2 separate regions of the Homo sapiens genome follow, and region 2 is linked to region 1. The links are chromatin loops, found by intact Hi-C in ENCODE. Cell type or tissue: pancreas. All regions are shown on one strand. Each heading gives the region's core, and the rest is flanking DNA. Links, peaks and the distances in the headings are about the cores only. Region 1 has its middle 2.9 kb from the start of SHH. Region 2 overlaps RNF32-DT (RNF32 divergent transcript).

Evidence for each region. Peaks named below come from ENCODE experiments on the same cell type or tissue, not always from the same donor. Only the 100,000 strongest peaks of a DNase experiment are listed, where the experiment ranks them.
Region 2: a loop joins it to region 1, with 5 times the contacts of the local background. A loop is called at or near these places in 68 of 110 quality-filtered maps.

The regions. Positions count from the first base shown.
Region 1 is chr7:155,812,707-155,818,075 of GRCh38, forward strand. No RefSeq gene overlaps it. Among named protein-coding and RNA genes, the nearest start is that of SHH, 2.9 kb to the left of the region's middle. RefSeq lists enhancers at 2,057-2,700, 2,999-3,500. In pancreas, for the core only: CTCF peaks have their summits at 2,709 and 2,920; a DNase peak (open chromatin) is centred at 2,745; H3K27me3 peaks cover 948 bases.
Region 2 is chr7:156,476,366-156,481,734 of GRCh38, forward strand. RNF32-DT (RNF32 divergent transcript) reads right to left here. Exons shown (of 4, transcript NR_026865.2): 3 at 4,300-5,255. Among named protein-coding and RNA genes, the nearest start is that of LINC00244, 61 kb to the right of the region's middle. In pancreas, for the core only: no CTCF peak of the experiment used is centred there; a DNase peak (open chromatin) is centred at 2,236.

The DNA of each region.
Region 1 (5,369 bases), core at 217-5,216:
TGTACATCCTTGCGTTTCCCCCTGACTTTCCCTGGAATGGTAGGTGCTTCAGTTAAAACCAACTTAAGTTTTTAAAGGACAGTTTAAACCCCCGCAAGCTTCAGTCATCAAGCACAGAGTCGCTCACACATTTGAGGGGCACAGCTGCCCAGCTGTTATTTAATTTTTCTTCCCCAGGGACTTTATAGTGCAGGCTGGCTCTCCCTGCATTTTGAAGAAAGAGGACTGAGCCCCTCCTGAAGACTCAGCCTCTGTGGACCGAGGATAATTATGAGTGACCATAACTTAAAGCACTGGTATTTGAAATGCTTTAAGTGCCTTAGAAAAATGTAAAAATACTGCTCTTTTATTGTGCTTCAATTAATACATTTTTTTTTTTGTAGAGCTCTGCAAATGGGATGGAGGCGTGCTCAAGGGCAGTTACAGAGTGAACTGCGGGCGTCAGGGTGGATGGGCAAAGCAGGTCTGGGGGCTGCACCCCAGCACAGGGGAGAGAGTGGGGGCCAGTGTGTGCGCTGGGTGTGTGGAGGCCATTGCAGGGTGTTGGGGGGGGGGCAGGCGAGTGGGCGAAGCTGTGCTCACACAACCCCCACGATCGATCAGAGCAAAGTGCAGAGCCAGGGGTGAGCTGAATGTGGAATTCAGGCTCCTTGCAAAGCTGGCCTTGTGTGGGGGCTCAGCAGGCCAGCAGTCTTCAGGCACAGGAGCCACCAGTCCTAGGGGCTGCAGCCCAAGGGGTCAGGGGCCCTGGGGGAACAGTGTTCTGGTTAACGAGGGGCTTCCTAGAAAGAGGGCACAGTGCCCAGGAGGTGGCAATCTTTGAGTCTATAATCACCTCACTTTTTGCAGAAAAAGGAAAAAAACTCAAAAGTCCTAAGTAAACCAGGAAAATAAAATTTGAAGCTCCCTCTCAACCCTGCTTTTCTTTTTTTTTTTAAAAAAAAAAAAACAGATCATGCCCTTCCCCTTCTCAATCGCCATCCCACTCATGTGCAATGATTCCTCTAGCATAGGATTAGAGAGTGAGGGTTATTTACGTGGAGGGGAAATCCTGACCCTGAGGAGTCATCAGATGCTGCAAATGTGGCCCTGTGAAGTTAAACACTCTCCCTTGACCCCGGGCCCTTGGAGTGGAGGGGGAGAGGACCCCTGTGAAGCTCAGCCCTCAAACGATGGAAGTTTCCAGAAGTTCCCTTTGCAGATCAACTTTTTGTGTGTGTGGTGGGGGAGAGAAGGAGAGGAGCATCTTAGGACACATCTGTCTTGGGCATGAGAGGCTGAGCGTTAACAAGACTCGGTGGCCTGGGTGCCTTTGGGGAGGTTGACCCGGGCTCCCCTTCCCGCCTCTCTTTCTTGTTCCTTTCCATGGTTTGTGACGAATCGTGATCCCTGGAGGAGAGCACCGTGGGGGAGCAGCGTCCACTTGACCAGGCCCCGGCAGCCTCCACTGAGCGGAGCTGGAGCTCAGCTGAGCCCAGGGATTCTCCAGGCGGTGTGTCTGCGCTGCCTGTCCCGTTCCCAGTAAAAACAGACACAAAACAGGACCCGTGTTCTCTCCAGAGGAGGCCGGCCTGTTTGATGTGTCTACCTGCACAGCATGTGGATGTCACATCACTGGGTGGTGCCTGGGCTGGACCAGCGACCTGGCCCAGTGGGACATTTGCAAACTTTTGACTGCCCTGCCTTCCACCCTTGGCATCTCCTCTTGCCCCAGTCCCTCCTCCTCCCCCTGTCTTTCCCCGCTACTTACTCCCTTCCAAATGCAGGCAGAAGGCCCCCCACACGGGTTGCCACCCTGGGGCCTGAGAGATTGGGTGTGCAGCCCTGCCGGGAGGTGGCATGTGCACACAGCTCACCTCTGCAAGGGGCAGGGTGGGTGGGGTGTGCTTTTGGAAGCAAAAGCCTGAGCTGCACAGAGTTCCTTGTGGGCACAGCTGGACGTGGGGTGCCCCCAGGTGCGGTCAGCTCCCTCTTAGCAGAGCGCAGGGAGAAGACGTGGCTTGGCATTGAGCTTGGGTGACTCAGGGCATTTCCTGAAACCTCCCTGCCCTAAGGGATGGCGTGAGGCCCCCTCCCTCCCCTCCATCTCCAGACAGCCCTAGACACCCTGGAGAGCACCTCAGGGGCCGCCCCCCTTGTAGACTGGCCGATCCTCCAGAGTGAAATAATGATGGGCCAGAAAGCCTGCCCCCACGCCTAAGTTCAGAGGGCCTGCCCCCTGCATGGGTTGAGGGGAGCTCGGCGCAGAAAGCAATCCCAGTTATAGACCAGGCTGCTGACTGAGCCCCCCAGAGAAGCTGCTGCTCTGCCCTCCCGCCCTTCACTCCCTGTCCTTCCATCCCACCTGCTCCCCACGGCCCAGCACTGCCTTCCCCTCCAGAGGCCAGGTGGCTCTATCTCTTTGCCTTCCCCCCCCCCCCCAGACCATTTGGCCCCCTCCCCGCACCAGCAGAGGCTCCAAACACCAGCCTCCCTGACAAGGCCAGACATCCGGACATGCTGGGGCTCCGTTATTCATCTACCTGGGCTCTGCCTCTCTTCCTTGGGGTCACGCGCATCCCTCCCTCGCTCCTTCCTCCAGCTTTCCCTCCCCCACCCTCCCCCACCTCCACCCCTTGCCCAGCATCCCTGCTGAGGACAGAAGCTGCCTCCTCTTCTGCCCCAGCCCCCAGGCTCCCTCCTGGGCACTGCCCCTGCCCCTCCTTCCGGCCCCTGCCGCTAGATGGCCTCCTCACTCTGCCTTCGGCTCGGGCTTGGCCGGTTTGGGAAATCCCCGCAGTCCCAGGTCGGGAGGCCCGGAAGCCAGGCAGCCTCCTTCGTTCATCCTCCCCTGGTCCCGTCAGCAGTTTCTGCGCCCCCCTCATCCCCTCTTTCCTTTCCCAGATTTGTACCCGCTGGGCTCTGCAGTTATGGAGCCCGCCTGCCTGGCATCTCCAGGTGCTGCCTCTGTTTCTAGTCTCTGGGGTTGGCCTCTAATCTTTCATGTCCTTCTCCCCTTTGATTTTTCTTCCTTATAGTAATTCCACGCAATCTCTTTCCATCCAGCCATCCAGTCTCCACTTCTTTCTGGATTTTCCCTGTTTTGGCCGGTGGAACTTCTGCACTCCAGTTCTCTTGTGATTGCATCCAGGGCCTTTTGAATTTGGGAGGGATTCTGCACCTTAGCCCCCTTTCCCTAACTCCATGGTCCTCCCCATCCCCGGGCCCTGGGGATGTGAGTCTCCAGCTTCCTGGAGGGCTCAGGCTCTGGATAGCCCAGGAAATCCAGCCACACTCTGCACAGCACCCTGATTGTGGCCTGGCTGCAGGTGGATTGAGGCAATGCTGTCCTCTCCGTGCCAAAGCCCAGGAGCTTTGGGGTGGCTGCAGGGCTCTCTGGACTCCTGCAGCCACATCCTCATGGCACCAGCGCTGAGGGCAGGCCCGCTGGGAGGCAGCTGCCAAGACACACAGGGCCTCGGGGGACCATGGCTGGCATGTGGAGCCAGCTACGCTGGGTGCCCACTGTGCAGCGTTTCTCAGTAGTGCTGTGCAGCGGGCACGGGGCCACCCCCAAGCTGCCACAGGCCCCATGACTGTGGGTGCAGCCTGGCTTCTTCCCGGCCTGGGCCACTCTGTGAAGCAGGGTGCAGGAGACACTTTGGTGACTGGGATTCCTGCCCTCATGCCTGTCCGCCTGCACACCAAGCCCCGTGGAGCCCCGTGGAGCCCCGTGGAGCCCCGTGGAGACCCGGCTCACATGCATGAAGGCTGCAGGCTCTGAGAGATGAGGACCCTGCAGTTTCTGGGGACGCTGGAAAGATCACACAGCCAGCTCTGTCGAAGTAGACATCCTAAGGCAGGCGATCAGCTCGGATGTGAACGTGCAGCCTGAACTATGTTGCTGTGTGCCTTTGAGCTGATTTTCTCTCTTTAGACCATTGCCTGCCTTTGTTGAGTCACTTCGTCTTCATTTTAAGTAATGGACACCTCTTCTTAGGTCTAAATAATGCCTCAGGTGTGTGCCTCTGTACAGTTTCAAAGTGCTCTAGCACCGTTGTCAGGGGAGCCTGAAGCTACATTTGGGAGTTGGAAAGGGAGGCACAGTGTGGGCAGGTGGCCTCGTGCCCAGGGAGGAAGGGACCCTGCGTCTGCATGCTGCTCCTTGCACCCCAGCTACCTAGAGATCCTTCCACAAGACCATCATTGCTTCCATCTTGGAGCCTAGTTAAGAGGCAGGTGCCCCAGACAGTTAATGCATTAAACCCTTGCGCACATGGGCCTCACCTGGGGGCTGAGAAAAAGCCGACAGGCCGCGCTGAGGCCTCACTCCCGAGCACTCAAATCAGAATTTCTCCTTTGCTGACTTCCCTGATGGGGATCCCAAAACCCAGGAGCGAACGTGGGAGGGGGAGATGTGGGTGCAACTGCCAGCTCCAAGCCCCCTGCTGCTCCCCCAGCCCGCGGACACTCCCCAGCCTCCGGATGCTCCGTCTGCTTGGCCCCCCAGCCCCTGGACGCTCCCCAGTCCTGCTTGATGCCTGTGTGCCTTGGGTCCCGTCTGCCCGGCTGGGCCTGGCATGGAGCTGCACGCAGAACTTCAGACAGCAGCGGGTGTGCATGTGTGAGCTTTAGATTCTTTCTGGAGAGCGTGTGGAGGGGGTACGGTGAGGGGTGAATGTGACTGGGACACATGCAGTGCCTGGAGGCTGGGGTGCCTCGGAGGATTGAGGATGAAGCTGTGTGTTGGGGCGTGCTGGGGTAGTACTGCCGCGAGCAGTTTTTCCCAGAACTGCCCAAAGCTGGCTCAGCCCACTCCCATTGAAGGAGGGTTCCCTGGCTCAGCCACTCCCATTGGAGGACGGCTCCCTGGCTCAGCCACTCCCACTGGAGGAGGGTTCCCTGGCTCAGCCACTCCCATTGAAGGAGGGTTCCCTGGCTCAGCCACTCCCATTGGAGGACGGCTCCCTGGCTCAGCCACTCCCACTGGAGGAGGGTTCCCTGGCTCAGCCACTCCCATTGGAGGAGGGTTCCCTGGCTCAGCCACTCCCATTGGAGGACGGCTCCCTGGCTCAGCCACTCCCACTGGAGGAGGGTTCCCTGGTTCAGCCACTCCCATTGGAGGAGGGTTCCCTGGCTCAGCCACTCCCATTGGAGGAGGGTTCCCTGGCTGGCTCCATAGCTGCTCTTCTTCCACGAGTGAAGCCACAGAGCCTGTTCTTACCCACTTCCTGCACAAAGGCTGTTTCCTTACAGGAGCAGAGTTAAGCTGAGATCCACCAGGCAGGGCTGGCAGCTGATGCCACAAGTTCCACTGAGAGAATCAGTCACCGAGGCTGCTCCTGTGCCCTGTGCCCTGTGCCCTGTGCCCCTCCCCGCTTCTGCTCTGC
Region 2 (5,369 bases), core at 225-5,224, 660 kb after region 1:
AAAAGAAACCACTCTGTGTCCATCTCTCATGGTGCCAGATTCCACTAGAGGAGGTGGGAAGAGTGGTTAATGAGTTTGAATCCAACATGGCTTTGAGAGCACCAAAAATCCACACCAGGTTTTTCTCTCTGCAAAGCCCTCTGTCTCCTCCAAGCAACCAGCTTACAACTTCCCCAGTGAGCGAGTCATGGAGCCAAAGTCAATCCATTTCTATCTCCAACCCCTGCCCACAGCACGTCCCTGCATGGGGAAAAGCACGGACAACAGGAAGGTTTAGCATGGGTATTACAAAAAGGGCTTCAGAAAATTATATTGAGAGGCTTTGCAGTCTTCAACTACCTATAAGTCCACCTCATTTTTAACTTTGGGGGGCATCATCCATGTTTCTGTATGATTTTTAAAGCTTCGTCCAGCAGTAGGTTCATGATCAGGCAGCCTCTCTCAGGTCCCAAGAACACCGTGGGGAAGTGCACAGGGCTCCCAGCCCAGAATCCCTGTCTGTGACCACAAGGGTTTGCTTTCCTTTGTGAAATGTATGTCACTCTCCTTCTCAAGAAACTTCAGCAGGGGAAAGCTCAAAGCTTTTCCTCTAAGATCAGAAACAAGACAAGGATGTCCACGCTCACCACTTCTACTCAATGTAGTACTGGAAATCCTAGCCAAAGCAATTAGGCAAGAGAAAGAAAGAAAAGACATTCAAATTGGAAGGGAAGAAGTTAAATTATTGTTGTTAGCAGACAACATGATCATATCTATGGAAAACCCTAAAGACTCCATCAAAAAACTATTAGAACTAATAAATGAATTCAGTAAAGTTTCAGGATACAAAATCAACATACAAACATCAGGAGCCTTTTTGTACACTAATAGGGAAATATTGGAAAAAGCAATGAGGAAAACAACACCATTTACAATAGCTACAAAAAATAAAATAATTAGAAATAAATTTAACCAAGGAGGTGTAATATCTCTACACTGAAAACTATAAAACATTGATGAAAGACACTAAAAAGGAAATAAAAAGATATTCATGTTCATGGATTGGAAGAATAATATTGTTAAAATATCCGTATGACCCAAAAGTGATCTACAGATTCAATATAATCCCCATCAAAATATCAACGATATTCTTCACAGAAATAGAAAATATATAATTTATATGGAACCACAAAAGAACAGCCAACGTTATCCTGAGCAAAAAGAGCAAAGCTGGAGGCATCACATTACCTGACTTCAAAATATACTACACAGCTATAGTAATTAAAAGAGCATGGTGCTAGCACAAAAACAGACACACAGACAAATAGAACAGAATAGAAAGCCTAGAAATAAATCTGTGTGTTTATAGCCAGGTGATATTTAGCAAACATGCCAAGAACACCCAATGGAGAGAGGAGAGTCTCTTCAAAAAATGATATTGGGAAAACTGGATAGCCACATGCAGAAGAATAAAACTAGATCCTTGTCTCCCACCATGTGAAAAACCTACTTAAAATGGATTAAAGATTTAACTGTAAGACCCAAAACTATGAAACTACTGGAAGGAAACACAGGGGGAAACTCCAAGGCATGGGCGTCTGCAGTGATTTCTTGGATATGACCTCAAAGCACATGCAACAAAAGCGAACACAGACAAATCGGAATGCATCAAACTAAAAAGCTTCCATACAGCAAAAGAAACAATCGACAGAGTGAAGAGACAACTTAAGAATGGGAGAAAATATTGCAAAACTGTGCATCTGATAAAGGGTTAGTCCCCAAAATACATAAGGAACTCAAACAACCTAATAGTAAGAAAACAACCCAATTTTTAAAAATGGACAAAAGATCTGAAAAGATCCATCTTTGGATCCCATGTTGTCCAAGCCTGAATTCTTGAGAAAATTCTTTTCTGTGAGGGACGAGCCAGGAGGACTGAGATGGAAGTGAGGATAAAGGAGGTAACAAAGTTGTGTTTGATAGTGACGCTTCGGACGACGGCCTCAGAGATTCTCCGAATGGCAGGGTGGGAAGGCTATAATGGTCCTAAACTACTTCTTCATGTCCCAGTAAAGAAACTGAGGCACAGGGAGTCCAGTGGCTCACCCAGGAACCCCAGGTCAGGGCCTTGGACCAGGGCTTGGTAGCTCTGCCTCTGCTGACCCTGGAGGCAGTGACTTCAGGAGGTGAGGAAGCCCTGGGTGCTGCCCAGCCCGAGGCAGGCCTCCTGGGTCAGACGTTCCTGCTGCCTGAGGTCCGTTCATCCCAGCCACCCTCCCCAGCTGCCGGCTCCCCTTGCCTTGCAATTCACATGCCAGCCTCGGGGCTGCCAGCCGAGCTCATCCTTGTGTCCTCCAGCACCCACCACGTCCTCCCTGCCCGCTGCGGGCCTTGGCACCTTTGCCAGGGCTGCCCCCACCCCCAGCCCCAGCTGTCTCGGAGGTGTCAGAGCCTGAGAGTCACCCCCAAGAGCAGCCCTCTCTGACCCACCAGGCAGGCCATGCGACTGCCTATGTGCTCCTACAGAGGCCTGTGCCCCACCCTGGTCCACAGCTGACCTGTGTGCTGCACACTCACCTCCTTGCTTATCTGTGTGACTCCGGTTGGAGGGCTTTCTCCTCACTAGGCTGTCAATTCTGAGGGCATGAACCGAGCCTATCTTGTTTCTGCATCACTGTGGGGCCCAGCAGGGCCCAGCACCCAACAAATGTGTGTTGAATTGGGCCCCCTGAGCCGAGGGTGTGGATTAAACGACCCCCACAGAGCCCTTCTAGCCAAAAGGTCTGCCATCTCAGGGGTGTGTGTGTTGACAGAGAGAGGGAGGGAAATCAATTTAAAGTGAGAGAGAGAAAAAAAAATGCTGCATCTACAGTTCTTATTTATTTTTCCATTCCAATTTTATGTAATTCACAATAAAAAGATGCTCAATGTCATTACTCATTAGGAAAATGCAAATCAAAACCACAGTAAGATAGCACCTCACACCCACTAGGATGCTATAATCAAAAACTGGGAAAGAAGTGTCGGTGAGGACATGGAGAATGGAGGTCCTCACACAGTGCAGCAGGAATGCAGAGTGGTACAGCTGCTATGGAGAATAGCTTGTTCCCCACAAGTTAAGCATGGAATTACTGATTGGTGGTATCGTTGGATATTCACTGGAATATAATACTCGCCATCATGACTGCTACTGTTGTTTTACTCAATAGTTATGAAAAGAGGGAAAAAACAAAGCTTTATAAATTAAATCTATTATATCAACCCTTGAAGGAACACTGTAGTAAATTATTTTATAATTGTTCTATAATTCACCCTGTAATTTATTGATCTATAATTCTTTTGGGAGAGGCAGACCTGTATCATTAGCACTGTAACATCAGTTAACACTTCCCTTAAAGCAAAGGATGTAGCAATATCCCCCAAATTAAGTAATAACGTGCAGCTCTTACTGACAGTGTTTTAAATGACACTCTCTTGGGCAAGTAGAGGCATAATGGCTGGGCTAGTGAAACAAGAAAAAGAAAGAGGAGGGGAGAGAGAGAGAAGGAGATGAAGACAGAGGGAGGAAAGAAGGAAGAGAGAGAGAAGGGGGAGGTTGGGGTGGGGATAGTTATCTTGAACACTTGAAGCGTGTGGTCAGACACTCAGCCCTTTCAGTGTCACAATGATGAGTGTGTAAGAGTGTGCGTGTGTGTGTATGTTTAGATGGCTAGGGAATGCGATTCTGAAAGTTTCCAGAGATAGAGAATTGCTCAAAAGGGAATCCCAAACCCAAGTAACAGCCAATAAGCTCCATTCCAGGACACATGAGGTTCTAAGAAGGGTGAAGGAGAATTGAGTTGTACTTTACCCGGTTCACTTTCTGGCAAGTGCTTCTTCCAAATAAGGGTGCACAAGCTACTGCAGAATCCCTAGGGGAAAAGATATTCTAAGACATAGAAACAGAATCTGCAGGGTGACTTAGAGATGTTCTTAGTGGGTAAAGAACTTCTCGGGCTAGTTTCCTGTCGGAGACACTATCATTCAAAATATCTGACTGCTATTTATTTGGGAGTTCCAAAATTTCCTAAAGTAGGGAATGAAATAATGGTAGGACATTTTTAAAATAAAAATGGGTTCTGTGCAGCTAATTGGTTACTAATGTTTAAATTGTGCAGACATATGCCAAGCATCTGAGCTTTTGGAGAGATAACACATCATCCTTGCTGATAGACTGCTCCATAGCAGACACTGTCGCAAAAGCACCCTCAGAAATGAAACAGCGCGGGCCAGGGAAAATAGTAAATTCAACCTCACTCACGAAAAAGTAAGAAAACACACCACGTTAGGCATCCGCATGCTCCGTGGAAGCCCAGCCTTCACCTTCAGAGATGTGTCAGGAGGAGGTGCCACTGCTGTCCCAGTGCCAACCTCGAAAGGCTTAGCCATACCTCTTCCACCCATTTTACACTCGCTGCTCGTGTTTTCAGGCTGTATCCCATCTTGAAGTGAAGACATTCTTTAAGTTGGCTGCCCCACGGCGTTGGTGGCCATGAGAGGAAACGTGAGGCTCCGTCATTCTGTGATTAGGTGGAGACGTCTGAGGAGCTGCGTGAGGAGCAGGCAGGTGCTCTGGATGTAACCTGAGACAGCTTTGGCTTGTTTCCTACTGTCCCTTTTAAACCTGTTCTCTGGACACTCTCTGTCCCTGGATGAAAACCCAGGTGGGACGTATACATTTTCTAATCAGTCCCAGGAAATAAGAAGCGCTTTGGCCACGTGAAGTCAACAAATGCATCCAAAGTCAGCAATTTAAAATGCCCAGTCTGCTCCAGACACCAAAAACTCTGCCCTGAATAAATCGACCTTTGCCACCCCACCAAGGCCGCTATGGCCACCCAGCTCCTGCTGCAGCTCCACGGTTCATGACGCTCCTCCTCCAGCTGGCAGCTTAGGTGCCTGATGCCATCAGCCACCACCAAGTATGTCTTTCTTGTTGGGGTTCAAGGGGCTGTGGGAGGCAGGAGAGATCCAAGGGCAGGCGAGGTCTTACCCGATGACACCATCATAAGTCAGCTTTGGTCCCGCAGCCTGGCCAATGGTTGATGCTGCCCTTTCTCCAGTGGGTCAGAGCCCATTGATGGACTTGACACCTGTATCCCTGGAGGGTCTGTCCTCAGCAGTGGGCTGCAGCCCAGGTGAATTCACTCCTCTCCCAAACTTGCTCCCTCCCTAAATGCCTCCAGGAATCTGAAGACCATCAACAGGTTCTTTGGAAAGAGTTAATAGGAAAACTTCTGGAGAAACGGATACAGAAAAAGACAGAAGATACAACAAAGAAATGTTAGTCATGAGTAAAGAAACAGGATGCCAGATATAATTCTTAAAATGATTTAATGCCAAAAATGGGA